Linked DNA regions of Homo sapiens: region 2 is linked to region 1. Evidence: read pairs that join two places in POLR2A ChIA-PET (ENCODE). Cell type or tissue: K562. All regions are shown on one strand. Region 1 overlaps NFATC1 (nuclear factor of activated T cells 1). Region 2 holds the start of LOC124904334 (a long non-coding RNA gene).

Evidence for each region. ChIA-PET counts read pairs that join two places held together with the same protein. Peaks named below come from ENCODE experiments on the same cell type or tissue, not always from the same donor. Only the 100,000 strongest peaks of a DNase experiment are listed, where the experiment ranks them.
Region 2: POLR2A ChIA-PET joins it to region 1 with 5 read pairs; 5 of 35 experiments call an interaction of 5 or more read pairs at or near these places.

What each region holds. Positions count from the first base shown.
Region 1 is chr18:79,518,225-79,522,224 of GRCh38, forward strand. All of the region lies in intron 9 of NFATC1 (nuclear factor of activated T cells 1), which reads left to right. It overlaps LOC102723506 (a long non-coding RNA gene), which reads right to left. Exons shown (of 3, transcript XR_935689.3): 3 at 1,097-2,201. Among named protein-coding and RNA genes, the nearest start is that of NFATC1, 120 kb to the left of the region's middle. In K562, no CTCF peak of the experiment used is centred here; DNase peaks (open chromatin) are centred at 1,731 and 2,088.
Region 2 is chr18:79,433,369-79,437,368 of GRCh38, forward strand. It overlaps NFATC1 (nuclear factor of activated T cells 1), which reads left to right. Exons shown (of 10, transcript NM_001278669.2): 3 at 211-370. It overlaps LOC124904334 (a long non-coding RNA gene), which reads left to right and starts at 380. Exons shown (of 2, transcript XR_007066426.1): 1 at 380-4,000. In K562, no CTCF peak of the experiment used is centred here; no DNase peak of the experiment used is centred here.

The sequences.
Region 1 (4,000 bases):
CTTTTCCCATCGCTTTCCCGGTCGACATTCATGGCAGCCGCTGCGTCCAATGACAGGCACAGTCAATTCTTTGAGACAGAAAGGGAAGGACAACACTAATGTCCCCATGAACCCCAGAAACATGAAGGAGGGGCACACGCCCACAGTAGAACATGTGGAAGCTGAGTGTGGCAGTGTAAAGGGCGATGGAGCCCCCGGGCCCAGCATGTTTCGCGCTGCCTGCTTGTGTTCTGATGGGCGGTAACTGAAGGTCCACCAGGAAGTGCCTGGCACCCCCCCTCTCGCTCGTGAAAGATGCAGATCAGAGCACCTGAGAGGGTGTCCTTGACAAGTGTTTTGTCACATCGTTCAGCCATATAGAAAACAGACTTGGAAAAATCTGAGATCCCCCAAGGAGCCACCGCTCATTGCCCAGGGCGTGGCCCACAGCAAGGCTGCTCCTGCCCCCGCTACTCACCGCAGTGTGAGGATGGGCTGACCTGACCGCCCAGTCCTGTCTTCAAAACGAGACTAAGGGTAGCACCCAGCTCCAAGGAGAGCTGTGCCGGGTGCTCTGGAGGGGTGTTAGGACCCCTGGCACCCGGTGTCCCTCAGTGGACGGCCGTTGATTCTGTAACAAGGCGGCCAGTGCCCACGGTGCAGGCAGGAGGCACCTTATCCCTGACTTGGGCTCCGATCCAGGAGGAAGTTGTTTCTCCGTGTGAGATGCTGAAGAGTCCGCCCATTCACAGAGCAGAACGGGGTCTCAGTCAAACCTCTTCCCACAGATTAGCCCCCAGGATGTGTCCTGAGCCCTGCAGGACTGGGCAGAAGGTGAGGATGGGCCCTTCCAGGCTCCCTTTTGCTAAACCTTGTTCTACCAGAGCGTTCAGGTGCAAAGACCTCGCCTCAGAAAGGCTTCAGAGCCTCCGGCGGCTGGCAGGCTGCTCACAGATCTCCGAACCATGGTTTGAACAAGGCAGCAGGAAAGTGGGAGAATTTTAGTCTGAGAAGATTTGGAAAATCCTTAGGAATTGCTGACTTCCAAGTTGTTTCACTACCATCTGAAAAACCCTTACAAGGCTCGGGCTTTCCTGGAAAACAGGAGATCAGGCTATTTATTTTTTATTTTTTTATTTTTTTTCCTGAGACAGGGTCTTGCTCTGTCACCCAGGCTGGAATGCAGTGGTACAATCTCAGCTCACTGCAGCCTCAACCTCCTGGGCTCAAGCCATCCTCCCACCTCAGCCTCCCAAGTAGCTGGGACCACAGGTGCACACCACCATGTCTGGCTAATTTTTACATTTGTTTGTAGAGATGGGGGGTGGTCTCACTACATTGCCCAGGCTGGTCTTGAACTTTTGGCCTCAAGTGATCCTCCCGCCTTGGCTTCCCAAAGTGCTGGGATTACAGGTGTGAGCCACCATGCCTGGTCTTAGGTCAGTTTTTAAAACAACAGCAAGATTTTTTTTATGTTGTTTCTGCCATGTTTTAGGAATTGCTTTTCCTCCCGGGGCTTGCATGTTTAAATTTTTATTCTCAGAACGTTGAAGGGACGCACTGCATTTCAGGATCCTGGGTCTCCGTCCGTGAAGGACTTTCCTTCTGTGGGTCTTTCCTCTTGCAGCTTAAAGTGGGATTATTTTCACTTTATTCAGAGGCCCTGTTAGTCACAGCCAAGCACAGACGTGCTCGCTGTCGCTCCTTTGCTGGAGTCGGAAGTAGGACAGTTGGTGATAAAGTCCTGGACGGGCGAGATAAGTGGCATTGGCAGAGCTCTGTTGTCCAGACAGCAAGAAACCGGCTGCCCCCAGGAAGCGGGGATGGAGGGCACACACCAGGAGAGGGGGCGTTTTGACCGTCGGCAGGGGTGCCACTTGGAAGTCAGATTTAAAATGGAATCAAAACTGGTAGAATGAGGGTCTGCAGGGGGAAACTTGACGGAGCCCATCAGGCGACAGCCTTCTCGAAGCCCCTCCGGGCCCCTCACGGGAGGGGATCCCCCGCTGCGCTGCCGGGAGGTCCGGACGAAATGTTGGAGCTGGAGAGTCGGCAGCCCTCGCGTGGCGTTGCTGCCTCTGCAGATGCCTCCGGAGGGACTCGGTGTGTCTCGGTGTTGATTTCAGAACAGGGGAGATGCTGACGTGTCCCGGTGGCTCTCACAGCACAGTGGAAGGCGAGTGGCAGCTCCGACATCCTGCTCCGCTGGCGCCTCTGGCCACCTGCCTCCCCCACCCCCACATAAAAAAAGTTTAAGGCACATTTAAGCTAGTACCGGAGAAATGACTGAAAAATAAGTATAGCCAAGCAGCAGAAGACTCTGTGTGTGGGGGGGGGAGGGTGCATCCACCACTAATGTGTGTCCGTGTGTGTGGGGGCATCCGCTGATGTGTGTGTCTGTGTGTGTGTGGGGGGGGCATCCACTGATGTGTGTGTCTGTGTGTCGGGGGGGGCATCCACTGATGTGTGTGTCTGTGTGTGGTTGGGGGGCATCCACTGATATGTGTGTGTGGGGGGGGGGCATCCACTGATGTGTGTGTCTGTGTGTGTAGGAGGGGAGCATCCACTGATGTGTGTGTGTGTGGGGGGGCATCCACTGATGTGTGTGTCTGTGTGTGGGGGGGGGCATCCACTGATGTGTGTGTCTGTGTATGTGTGGGGGGGGCATCCACTGGTGTGTGTGTCTGTGTGTGTGTAGGAGGGGAGCATCCACTGGTGTGTGTGTGGGAGGGAGCATCCACTGATGTGTGTGTCTGTGTGTGGGGGGGCATCCGCTGATGTGTGTGTCTGTGTGTGTGGGGGGGGGCATCCACTGATATGTGTGTCTGTGTATGGGGGTGGGAGCATCCACTGATGTGTGTCCATGTGTGTGTGGGGGCATCCGCTGATGTGTGTGTCTGTGTGTGTGTGGGGGGCGTCTGCTGATGTGTGTGTCTGTGTGTGTGTGTAGGGGGGGAGCATCCACTGATGTGTGTCCATGTGTGTGTGGGGGCATCAGCTGATATGTGTGTCTGTGTGTGGGGGGTGGAGCATCCACTGATGTGTGTCCATGTGTGTGTGGGGGCATCCGCTGATGTGTGTGTCTGTGTGTGTGGGGGGGGGCGTCTCCTGATGTGTGTGTCTGTGTGTGTGTGTGTAGGGGGGGAGCATCCACTGATGTGTGTGTGTGTGGGGAGCATCCACTGATGTGTGTGTCTGTGTGTGTGTGGGGGGCATCCACTGATGTGTGTGTCTGTGTGTGTGTGGGGAGCATCCACTGATGTGTATGTGTGTGTGTGGGGGGCATCCACTGATGTGTGTGTCTGTGTGTGTGTGGGGAGCATCCACTGATGTGTATGTGTGTGTGGGGGGGCATCCACTGATGTGTGTGTCTGTGTGTGTGGGGGGAGCATCCGCTGATGTGTATGTCTGTGTGTGTGGGGGGGGGGGCATCCGCTGATGTGTGTGTCTGTGTGTGTGGGGGGGGGGGCGTCTGCTGATGTGTGTGTGTGTGTGTGGGGAGCATCCACTGATGTGTGTGTCTGTGTGTGTGTGGGGTGCATCCACAGATGTGTGTGTCTGTGTGTGTGTGGGGAGCATCCACTGATGTGTATGTGTGTGGGGGGGGGCATCCCCTGATGTGTGTGTCTGTGTGTGTGGGGGGGGGGGCGTCTGCTGATGTGTGTGTCTGTGTGTGTGGGGGGGGCATCCACTGATGTGTATGTCTGTGTGTGTGGGGGCGTCTGCTGATGTGTGTGTTTTGTGTGTGGGAGGTTGTCTGCTGTGTGTGGGGAGGGGGCATCTGCTGATATGTGTGTCTGTGCATGTGTGGGGGGGCGTCTGCTGATGTGTGTGTTTTGTGTGTGGGGAGGGGGCGTCCACTGATGTGTGTGTCTGTTGGGGGGGGCCGTCTGCTGATGTGTGTTTTGTTTTGTGTATGGGGAGGGGGTGTCCACTGATGTTTGTGTCTGTGTGTGTGTGGGGGGGTATCTGCTGATGCGTTTTGTGTGTGTGGGGGGGGGTGTCCACTGATGTGTGTGTC
Region 2 (4,000 bases), 85 kb before region 1:
AATGTTTCCATCTTAGAGAACTGGCCGGGCCGTGGCCACAGGTCACGATGAGTAAGCACTGCATTGACACAGGCTTCTCCATCTCCATGTCAGGACGTGCACTCGCCGATGAAGTGTCCACCCAAGATGGCGACGGGTGAGCACGGGCACGTGTGGCCCGGGCGAGGTCTGTGTGGTGCTGAACGCCTCCTCTGCTCTGTTCCCTTCCAGCCCGACCCTGCCCGCCCTGGACTGGCAGCTGCCGTCCCACTCAGGCCCGTATGAGCTTCGGATTGAGGTGCAGCCCAAGTCCCACCACCGAGCCCACTACGAGACGGAGGGCAGCCGGGGGGCCGTGAAGGCGTCGGCCGGAGGACACCCCATCGTGCAGGTAGGCACTGCGGCCAGACTCGCACGTCACTTGGTGCTTTTGTGGTCAAAAAGTAACTTTGGAGCCACAGCTAACTGTGCTTAGACTCTCCCAGCCAGGCCAGCTGAATGCTCTGTCGTGGTTAGTCCCGGGCGGCTGCTCACCGCCTCTGAGCTGGAATGGGAGCATGCCACAGCTCCTCCTGCTTCCACACGTGCAGGCCCTCTCTCGTTGTTTTCAGATTTGCCCGAAGCAGCTCTCGTATCCGTGGATGCTGCCTGTGGTGTGGATGTTTTGGGGGTTGATTCTCCCCTCTCTAAAGCCTCTGAACTTGGAGGCAGGAGTTCTCACCAGCAGCACCAGCCTCGCCTGGTGGGGGACCCTCAGAAATGCAGGTTCTGTGGCCCACCCAGGCTTGCAGGATCCCATACTCTGGGCTTGGGTGCTGGGGGGCACCAGGGCTCAAGGTGCTCCCCGAGGAGAGGAGGAGTGGCTTCCAGAGCGGGCCTGGGCCTGGCAGCCACATCCCTGCCGGGGTAGGCCTGGGCCTGGCAACCCTGCAGCCGCGTCCCTGCTGGGGTGGGCCTGACTCCCCCGGGCTGTGGTGTGGCTTCCTCACCTTCCTCACACCTTGCGGGAAAGCCACGTGGAGTTAGGCTGTCGAGGGAGGGGTGTAATGACCGCGCCAGGGACGGGCAGCGTCTGCACAGAGCCATGCTCCCTCTGCACCCCAGGTGTTGATGTGGATCCCGGGTAGCCGTGGGTGTTGGCATTTTCTTCGTTCCACCTGTTACCTCGTCAGCTATAGGCCCCAGGCCCTAGATCTGCTGCTTTGGCAGCCACAGAGCAGCAAGTGTGTCCAGCCCCAGGGCTCCAGGCTACGCGGCAGCACAGAGGATGTTTTCCGAGCACACCCCAACAGCAAAAAACCGGGTGCCCCAGCCCCGTTATTTAGGGAATGATGCAAGCCGGAAGGGGTGTTCAGCAGAGTGCCTCGTATTTTTATTTTCTTCCATTTAGATAAATAGTGGAGAGAAGGTGGCCGCAGGGACAAATGGCTGTTTGCCAACGCAGCAGCCGGCGGCAGGGAATTAGCGGGCAGGGCGCTGGGGTGAGGCGTTTTCGCCAGCACTTGCAGATGATGTTAATGTGATGTTTGTGGCCTGTGTGCTTGATGCCAATTAGTACCTCCCTCGTTGGTGCTTGAAGCAAGGAAATGCGGGAGACACCTGAGCGCACAGTGGCCCGTTTGACATTTAAAGTCTCCACCCTCCCAGGTGGGAAAGGTCAGACAGCGCTGCACCACGCTCCGTCACTGCAGGCCTGCACCTCCCCATCCCTGCCTCGGTTTTTACTGACCGAAAGCTTGTTATTGCTCAGTGGGAAGGATATTAGATAGGACAAGAAACGAGGCTGTGAAAGGAGGAGTGGAAATAAAGCAATAGAGAAATAATGGCCCAGTCCACCCTATTTGCTGTAAATTATGTCGGTGAGGGGCACTGACGTCGCCCTTTTCACTGTATCTGGATGAGGGGCGGGTGTAGGAATCGAGGCTGTTACTTGGAGGGTAAAGCAGGACCATGAGTGTGGAGAGAGCTCTGAGGTTTCTGTTTGTTTTGTTTTTTGGTTTGTTTGTTTTTTTTTTTTTTTTGAGACGGAGTCTCGCTCTCACCCGGGCTGGAGTGCAGTGGTGTGATCTCAGCTCACTGCAACCTCTGTCTCCTGGGTTCAAGTGATTCTCCTGCCTCAGCCTCCCGAGTAGCTGGGACTACAGGCAGCCCTGGGTTTTAATGGATGTATTTTCACCTGCCTGTGAGTAGCGCCGGTGCCTGGTGCCGCCCGTCTCTGCGGACACAGCTCAGTGCTTGGGTACTCTCCCTGCGTCTTCTGGAATCTTCTGGAATCCCGTCTCTGGTTCTGCCATCTGGGTGTCTTGGGCTGAGGGTGCAGAAATCTATCAATACAGATGCCACTGAGAGGATCCAGGTGTTCTGGAGGACTCAGGAAACTTGAAACAGTAATTAAAAATATCTTTAAAATGTACCCTCAACAATTATTCCAAATCAAGTGGCCCGTGTGTGCGCAGCAGCGACACGGGAGAGGCTGGCTCTGCGTTTCCACAGAAGGAGCCCTTTCCATTGAAACGCGGGAGAAAACGGTCCCCTGCACGGAGAATGTCAGGAGCTGTCAGCATATCTCATTTGTAGAAATTAGTAATTTAAAGAGTTTTGTGATGTATCTGTGGCAGAGTGGATTTCTGTCTCTGCAAGTGTGAGGTAAAAGCAGCTAAAAAGAGGGGGTTTTGGGGGTTAGTTTTCTCTTTCAGTTGGTGGACCACAAATTGGATAAAAATAGAATTTGTGCATAATTTAAAAACAAACGAGAATAGAAAGCTCTCAGTTGCCGTGGAAGCTCCTCGTAACCGCAGACGTGCCCTCGGTGCCGTCGGGTTATTTTAGTACATCCTTTGACGCGGCCCCTTTCCCGCTTTTCAGAAACGAGGCTCATCGCACTGGCCTGGGGGCGCGAGGACGAGGCCGTGGGTAGTGGGCGCTGCGGGCGGCTGGTCAGAGCCACTGGGAGCCGTTGGGAACAACTGGCGCGGGAGTTTCCTGCATTTGAGAAATGCTGTTCTCTTCGTTGTGAATCGTCTGTCCGCTGCATCTCAAAAAGCTTGTCCAGAAAATTAAAGCCCGCTGTCTCCTGCAGTGCAGCTGAGCCCTGGAGGGTGGCGGGGGGCCGGGGGATGTGGGTGTCAGCTCTCGCGGCCAGGGGCACGCTGTGCCCCCGCGCCCGGTATCCCCGTCCTCCCGCACCCGGCGTCCGCGTCCTCCCACGCCCGCTGTCTCCGTCCTCCCCATCCCCATGTGTTTCGCAGTTGGGAAGTGAAGCACGTGAGCAGAACGCAGCACCTTCTCTCCAGGAAGCATTCGGAGCATGGACTCTGGGTTAGGAAAGGGTGTTTGCTCCTCTGGATAGGTGCTCGCTCTTACTTGTGGGTGCTGAGGGGCGTGAGGGGGTCCGGCATCCGGGTACCTGTGGGCGCTGAGGGGCGTGAGGGGGTCCGGCATCCGGGGCTTCTCCCATTTAGGGCCTTTCCTTCAGAGGGAAGGAGGCCAGCCCCCTCCAGTGAGCACTGAGCGTGCCCCCTGCCGTCTCTGTGGGGATGTCATTGTTCCCACGCCGGGGAGAGACCACCCCAGGCCAGCCCCTATTCTTCTGGCCACATTGCCATGATCACACCGTCCGCACCCTGAGGCCACCCCCATTACGGCTGCCACGGCGCTAAAAACACCAGCATCAAAGCAACAGGGCCGTGGTTTAGCCTGGAAGAGCGGGGCCCTGGAGCCGTCTGCGAGGGGGTCTGGGTGGTTCAGGATGGCCGGCAGCCCCTGGTGGACGTGGTCCCTGCGGGGTCTGGCGGGACCTCGGCCATGGTGATGGGTGCGCCCCCTCTGCAGGGTGGGGCCTGCGGGTAAGGACAGTCCCGCCCCCTGTGCGTGTGAGGGGATAGTGGAGAGAGGGGTCTGGCGTGGGCCTCACTGCTCCTGGGAAACCAAAGATGAAGACGCCTGCTTAGGACTCACCTTGCCCTGGTAGAACAAGTGACTCAGACAGAGCCTCCCAGAGGCTTCTGGCCAGGCAGGGAGT